Linked DNA regions of Homo sapiens: region 1 is linked to region 2. A link is an interaction called in ENCODE POLR2A ChIA-PET data of the cell type or tissue named here. Cell type or tissue: HCT116. All regions are shown on one strand. Region 1 has its middle 8.5 kb from the start of TRA-AGC15-1. Region 2 overlaps TTC8 (tetratricopeptide repeat domain 8).

Region 1 (4,000 bases), 120 kb before region 2:
ATCACCTGAGGTCAGGAGTTCAAGACCAGCCTGGCCAACATGGTGAAACCCTACCTCTACGAAAAATATGAAATTAGCTGGGTGTGGTGGCACATGCCTCTAGCCCCAGCTACTCAGGAGGCTGAGACAGGAGAATAGCTTGAACCCAGGAGGCGGAGACTGCAGTAAGCTGAGATAGCACCACTGCACTCCAGCCTAAGTGAGACAGAGTGAGCCTCTGTTAAAAAAAAAAAAAAAAAAAGAGAGAGAGAGAGAGAGAATAAAGGGGCTGTAAGTGATGAACTGGGAGGACAGGCATGATCCACAGCTGTCCTGGGCACACAAGAATGAATGGCCACCTTCCCTATCCCCTTCTCTCTCTGGATATCAAGCCTTCTTTCCAGAGAGTTTCATTGCTAGGAGATTCGGAGTCAACTGCACACAATGTACTTACCTAGTGTCAAAAAGCTCTTCAGTTTCTTTCTGTAGATTGAAACCCTATAATTTTTACGCTTCAGCAAAGTACATTGCACTGTCTACGTTTATTTATATTCCCTTCACATCTTCCGTAGCAAGAGATAGCTGAGAACATTACATTCTCCTCCCACTTAAGTTGCTGTGATTTCACAGGTGTTTTTATTTTTATTTTTGTTTTTGTTTTTATCTTGGGGTGAATGTAGTCTCTCCTGAAGCTTTGAAGTAAGACTTCCAGACATAAGAGAGCAGACAGGAAAGAATAAATAATTTTCTCCATTTTTGGAGGAAAATAGAAGGGAGGAGGAAGATGCCATATTATCAAAACTATGTGACTGCCATATTTAATTTTTTTAAACTGAGAATTACTCAGTGGTCCTTCTTCTGGCATTAGGATATTTGTTCTCTGCCTACTCCTTTACTTCTTACTCCAGTGGAGATATTCAGAAAGGATTCAGGAGGCTTCAGTTTTATGGCCATTCTTGTATCAATGCAAGGTACCAGGTTTTTTGTTGTTGTTGCTGTTTTTGTTTTTTAACTTGGATGAACCACTAAAAGAAGCTACACCTTGAAGTAAAGGGAAGCTACCCTTAAAAGAATGTGGTAGAGACTGCTACAGCTCATCAGCACTCATGCCCTGTGCTTCTTCCAGACAGCTGAACTATATTTTCCATTGTCCTTGGAGTTAAGTGTGGCCATGTAACTGAATTCTGGCCAATGGTATGTGAGCCAAAACGACGACTGCCACTTTCAGGTGTGTCCTATATAAACCTTCCACAAGCAGTCTTTGCTCCCTTTCCCCATCTGCCTGCTGAATAGAGAAGACTCTGAGATGCTAGAGGTGGATGGAGCCACAAGATGGAAGGGACCTGGGTCCCTTATGACTGTATGAAGTAGAGGATCCCCTACCCAATCCACGTTAGAGCTACATGTTAGTGAGAAATAAACTTCTTTTTTTTTTTTTTTGAGACAGGGTCTTGCTCTGTCACCCAGTCTGGAGTGCAGTGGCGCAATCTCAGCTCGCTGCAACCTCCACTTCCCAGGTTCGAGCAACTTTCATGCCTCAACTTCTGGAGTAGCTGGGACCACAGGCGGGTGCCACCTTGCCCAGCTAATTTTTGTGTTTTTAGTAGAGATGGGGTTTTGCCATAATGGCCAGGCTGGTCTTGAACTCCTGGCCTCAAGAGATCTGCCCGCCTGGGCCTCCCAAAGTGCTGCAATTACAGGCATGAGTCACCACACCTGGCCCAGAAATAAACTTCTTATATTAAGTAACCGAGATACAAGGAGTTGTTTGTTATAGAAAGGCCTGCCTAGGATGGACAAATACACAAGTACCTCTACCCTAATTACCCAGTCAGAGAGATTGGAGGGAGAATGATAGCAGAAAGATTCTAGTGGATGAACCCATTTTGCTACCTACCTGGAAAGGGAGTGATTTAGTAGGGAAAAATCCCAACCGCAATTGCCTGCAGCCACTTCCTTAACCACTTCCTTAAAGGAGTGGCATGGTTTTCTTCTGGAACAGAAGGGCTCTCATTCAGTAAAATTCTTGGTGAGCCATTTGGCTCTGAAAAGACAATCCTCAACACATAACCCCAAAGCCATAGCATCAGGAGAACAAAAATTCCTCTTCATAATAAAAATGAAATTGGAGGATTTCAGGGACAGCTCTCAGGAAGAGTGGGTTGGGGGAGAGATGTGCAGTGAGTGAGACAAGAGACCTACCAAGAAAGGAGAGGGACTCCTGGGAGTGGGAACCAGAGAGCTTTCAGGACGGGGTTCTAATATTCCATTTTTAAGATACCTGCTATGTCTGCTACAGTGTAAACCCCTCTGCTGCTCCCCAAATGATTAGCAAATTAGCTGCTCATTTGACCTCAAGTTTGTGTGTCCTTGGGAAGGCATAGAAGCAGGCTCCAGCCAAGTGAGCCCAAAGTGAGTCGCAAGTGTTGAAGAAAAGTAGTTGAGACATGGACTCAGTTTGGGGGTGGACACAAGACAAACTCTTTCCCACAAATATGAAAGAGGATGATATGGTTTGGCTGTGTCTCTACCCATAATTCCCATGTGTTATAGGAGGGACCCAGTGGGAGAGAACTGAATCATGAGGGTGGTTTCCCCCATACTGTTCTCATGGTAGTGAATAAGTCTCATGAGATCTGATGGTTTTATAAGGGGTTTCCCCTTTTGCTTGGCTCTCATTCTTTCTTTGTCTGCCACCATGTAAGACGTGCCTTTTGCCTTCTGCCATGATTGTGAGGCCTCCTCTTTTCCTTTATTGATTACCCAGTCTCTGGTATGTCTTTATCAGCAGCATGAAAAGACTAATACAGAAGGACTCTCAGGAGGGTTGAAGGTTCTGACCTTGAGGCTCCATGAAGGAGGTAAAGGAGGTCAGATACTGAAGGATCAAGGAACTTCCCGTCTAGTTAGGAAACCTCTTCTTCCCACAAAACTACCTAAGTGACTAAGTAGGCATGTTTGCCAGCACAGCAGATGGGGTTATATGAAGGGAGAGCCACTGAAATCACCATGGCAAATGGAATGGACTCCCGGAAGCAGCGGTCGCTGTTGACCAGCAGTCAGGAAGCTCCACAAAGTTGGGAGCCAAGTGTGTGTCCCTGCATGAAAGAGTGTGCCTGGGCCAATGCTGGGTTGTCCTTGAGAACAACGACTGGCTCCTAGGATGGGACAGAGGAGCGACTGCTGCTTTGCTTGAGTCTGCTGTCCTGTGAGGAGGAGGCAGAGGGGACCATCTTGGCTGAAATTAAATCAGGCCTTTCAACTCTGGCCCACCATGCAGTCCAGATGTGAACTGGGCCAAGGTGCTAACATGGTTAGGACGCCAAGCCACCCGCTTGCCTCGCCCTGACTCATCGGCTGCAGTGCCCTCCAGATGACCCCTCGGCATTCTCCCCAGATGTCTGCAGCCCTCTGTCTTGGCACTCTGCCAGCCCAGGAGGAAAATTCCTATGATCATTAGTTGAAGGAGATCACAACTCATGGAGGAAAAGAACCACTGAATTCAGTATTTTTCCTGGCCCTATTTGGGACATCCTAGGTGCCCGTGATTTTCTGGACGAGCTGTCAGCTCATGAATGTCCACAGAGTCCCCAGCACAGACTGCAGACCTTGGTGTGTGCTTCACAAATTATATCTTCTCTTTTTTTCCCTCTTCCTGCTGTTGCTATGACCATCCCTGTTGCTATCATTATTGATACACCCAACTCTTCCTAGGACCAGGCCTGCCTCTTACCGCCATGGAGGCTTGGATATCTTGATTATTTCTATTACCCTCCTGCCAGATGTCAGTAGACCTTAACTCTGAAGAAAGCCAGATGCCCTCCAGATGGCCATCATGCCCTTGAGATGCCTAATGCAATAACAAGTCCTGGACAGTCTGGGAAACAGAGCTCTCTGAAGGAGACAGTCTATGCTATGCATAATTAGAGATACCTACAGGGTTCTGCTTCAACACAGAGCAGCCCTTCTTGTTAAGAATACATTTTGTTTGTCAGAATCTCATCACTATTTCTCCACCACT
Region 2 (4,000 bases):
GAGCATGCACATTTTAAAATATCATCAATAATTGCAAACAACTTCCAAATGTTCATACATGGAGCTTGTTTCTCTACACCCTTGGCAACCCTAGATAACATAGAACTTCTTCATCTTTGCTGATCTGATTGAGTGAAAAATGGCTTATCACTGTTGTTTTAGTTTTTTATATCTTTAATTATGACAGAGGTTAGGCATTTAACACATCAGATATTATTTATATTTCTCTTTCAGTGAACTGCCAATTCATATTTTTTGTCTGTTCTTCTATCCTATCCTATCTTTTGTCCCTCCACGATTGTGTGTATGGGAGTCTTGGGTGGAACACTGCCCTCCTGGACACAGGAGAGCTGGAGGCTGAGGTGTGGCTCAAGAATCCCTGGGCACTGACTGTGTTCTATTCCAGATGAAAAGAGCCCGTGTTGATGTTGACCATAGTTCAACAACACAGGAAGGCTCAGTGTTTATAAACATTCTCTTCAGAGGAAAAGTATAGATGGTTAATTAAGTTCTTCCAAATAGGTGTCACCAAGCCCTAAGTACAAAAGGGGGGCGGTATAGTCAATGCAGCTGGAACTTGGTTGTTGTCTCATCTCTGTGGTGATTTTACTTTCACAGAGAGGGTCAATGGCCACTGTGTAGGCTGAAAGGAAACAAGAGCCTAAGGAAAAGCCACACCATGACATGGAAATACCTCGTTTCCATGTTTACATTCTTGACTAAATAGATGAGAATTTGTGTGTGCGTGTGTGTGTGTGTGTGTGTGTGTGTGTGTGTTTAAATCTCCCATTTTCAGCAATTTTTAAGCAATGTGTAGTTTGAGGAAATCAAAAGCAGTCTTTTGTCTGTCCCAGGTATGCCAACTATTTTCCCTGTTTGATATTTTTATCTTTTGTTTTGTTGTATATGGGTTTGGTTTCTATTTTTTGTTTTTGCCATTTAGAAAATTTAACTTTTACATTCTCAAATTTATCAATCTTTGCTATTATGGCTTTTTGACTTTGTGTCATGATTAGAAAAATCGTCCTCATTCCAATTTATACAAATAATTCATCTGTGTTTTCTTCTGGAACTTTCAGGGTATCATTTTTTGAAGTTTTAAATTTTTAAAGTTTTAAATCTGGCAGTAATTAATAGTATAAATCATTACTCATCCAGCTCTATTTTTAAACTATTTATTAAATAACCAAGTAATGCAATTGGCTTAATAGGCTATCTTTCTCACATCTTAAATTTTCATATATATGAACACACATTGACTCTATTTTCTTTATTCCTTTATCAGAGTTGTTTAAATTTTACTAGTTCTAGAATAGATTTTATTAATGTAGACTTAAAATTACATTTTCAAGTATATAAATGCCATTGCAAGTATATAATAAATTTGGTATCAAGTGATTTTTAGTGGTTATTTTTGATCCAATTCACAAAATGTAGACACAAAATCTTTAATTAGATTTTTAAATTATTATTATTTTTATTTTTATTTTTGAGATGGAGTTTCACTCTTGTTGCCCAGACTGGAGTGCAATGGCACGATCTTGGCTTACCGCAACCTCTGCCTCCTGGGTTCAAGCAATTCTCCTGCCTCAGCCTCCTGAGTAGCTAGGATTACAGGCATGTGCCACCAAGCCAGGCTAATTTTGTATTTTTAGTAGAGACAAGGTTTCTCCATATTGGTCAGGCTGGTCTCGAACTCCAGACCTCAGGTGATCTGCCCACCTCTGCATCCCAAAGTTCTGGGATTAAAATAAAATTAAACAACTGCAGAAAATGAATGCTGCAGTAGTTTTCAAATTTTGTTCTGCAACAGAATCAATCACCTAGTGGGCTTGCTAAAAATCCAGATGCCTGAGTCCCACCTTCCAGGACTTCTGATTCAGAGGAAGAGGATGGGTCATACTTCCCATCCACTCCCAAGGTAATTTCATACACAGTAAAGTTTGAAGACCTCTAGAATAACATTTCCAGGGTAAGGTTTTTAATTGCAAATGCCTTTCAACAAAGAATGGCTAAAATTAAGACCTGTCTTTGAAATGAATAAACAAAATACCTCAAGAAAAACTGAAACCACCAACAAAGAAATCTGGCAAGGATAAATCATTTTAAACAATGAACAATAAGCAGTTCAACATATTCATCCTAAAATAGACAATATTTAAAAGATATCTTCAACAATGAAAGATAAAAAAAAGAAGAGAACATAAAGGAATGGAATCCCTCCAGCCAGGGCCAAGCATGATGTATGTAACAAAAACCCTAAAGGCACACACAGTGCAGGCTGCGGTGCTAAAACCAATTTACTGATTAACTGGACATCTATTGTCACATGAAGAGAAAAAGAATACACTGGAAATCTGACTTTGGTGTGGTAAACCTTTACATAACGGAAATTAGCTATGCAAATTCAAGGCAAAAGACAGAAATACTGCCACCAACTATTTCAAATCTGTGCTTAGTCCTTGATCACTCTATTTGTGCATGATTGTCCCTACAGCTAAGATGCTTTCCTCTCCACTTCTTTCTTCCTTCAAGTGTACAGTCAACTTAGAGCAGGGAAAGGTTGAGAAAAGGAATCCACTCCAGAGCTACTCCGTATCACAGCCACAGCAACAGTGACTGTAACAGAGGCTTGGAAGGAATTCTTCCCACCAGCAACCATGCAATAAAGATGTGATAGTTCTCTAGCTCTTTCTGCTAGCACTTCCTGTCTAAGAAGAGAAGGGCAAAAGGGCTGAAATGAGCAGAAGGCAAGGGCCTAAAGGTCAGAGCTCCAACTGCACTGGCATAGTTACCATTGGAACAAGCATGAATTCCACTGGTTAAGGTTGTTGGTCAAAGTTTTATTCATACTCAATTTAGAGTCCAGAATATTTTCATTGATTGATCAAAGGCTTCTATTTATACATTTATAAAAATTACATTTCAAAAGGAAATCATAGTTTTTCTAGACAATGTTAAAATACTTTTATTTTGAAAGTAATACATGTTTATTATGGAAAATCTAGAAAATACAGAAAGTATAAAAAAAATTCATATACTATCACCTAGGTATAGAAGCTATTAATATATTCCATTCTTTTCTAACAAAATGATTTCAAAATATCATACCTAGCATTTTCAAGGAATTTCAAGAAAACAGAGATATGTCTGTTCAATATTATATTGGAAGCCCTAAGCAGTAAGACATATTTTTAAAAGTGGTAAAATAATTGAAAGGAAGAGATGAAACCATCTGTATTTGCAAATGATGATTGTTTTATTTACTTAGAATATCCAAGAGGACCTATGAACAAGATCTTACAATTTAAAGAGTTGCTAGTATCAAAAAAAGTTTTAAAAAGTAATACATTCCTATCTGCCAGAAGTAATCAAATAGAAAATAGAAGAGAAAAAATTAAGGATTCCATTCATACTTATACGTAGGAATACACCTGCATAGAAAAAAGTTAACATAGCAGGCCTGAGACCACTATTCTTAGAAAGGCCTGTATCTGGGAATTTGGCTGGTTCTCTACATTGATATGAAATTTCCCCAGATGATAAGCGTAGCTTGCTACACCTAACCTGTTTGCGTAAACAGTGTGGTTTGTGCTGAATGCCTGTTTACTTCTGGGAGTCTTTGTTGTGTGATAAACAGTGTGTGATTATATGACCAGCACCCAATAGTAACCATGGATACAGAGTCTCTAATGAGCTTCCCTGGTAGACATCACTTCTCATGAGTTGTCACAACTTGCTGCTGGAAGAATTAAGTGTGTCCTGTGTGACTCCACTGGGAGGGAGCTCTTGGAAGCTTGTACCTGGTTTCCTCTGAACTTTGCCCCAAGAGCTGTTTCCTTTTACTAATTTTGCTTTGTATCCTTTTGCTGAAATAAATCATAGCAGTGAGTACAACTGCTGGCTGAGTACTATGAGTCCCAGTAAATCACTGAATCTCAGCGTGGTTTGGGGGACCCTCAACACACCATCTTTCTGGAGATAATTACAAAATATTTGC

Evidence for each region. Peaks named below come from ENCODE experiments on the same cell type or tissue, not always from the same donor. Only the 100,000 strongest peaks of a DNase experiment are listed, where the experiment ranks them.
Region 1: POLR2A ChIA-PET joins it to region 2 with 5 read pairs; 2 of 35 experiments call an interaction of 5 or more read pairs at or near these places.

What each region holds. Positions count from the first base shown.
Region 1 is chr14:88,985,628-88,989,627 of GRCh38, reverse strand. No RefSeq gene overlaps it. Among named protein-coding and RNA genes, the nearest start is that of TRA-AGC15-1, 8.5 kb to the right of the region's middle. In HCT116, no CTCF peak of the experiment used is centred here; DNase peaks (open chromatin) are centred at 1,907 and 3,367; H3K27ac peaks cover 1,083 bases.
Region 2 is chr14:88,863,160-88,867,159 of GRCh38, reverse strand. The region is part of intron 10 of TTC8 (tetratricopeptide repeat domain 8); the gene reads right to left. Among named protein-coding and RNA genes, the nearest start is that of TTC8, 41 kb to the right of the region's middle. In HCT116, no CTCF peak of the experiment used is centred here; no DNase peak of the experiment used is centred here.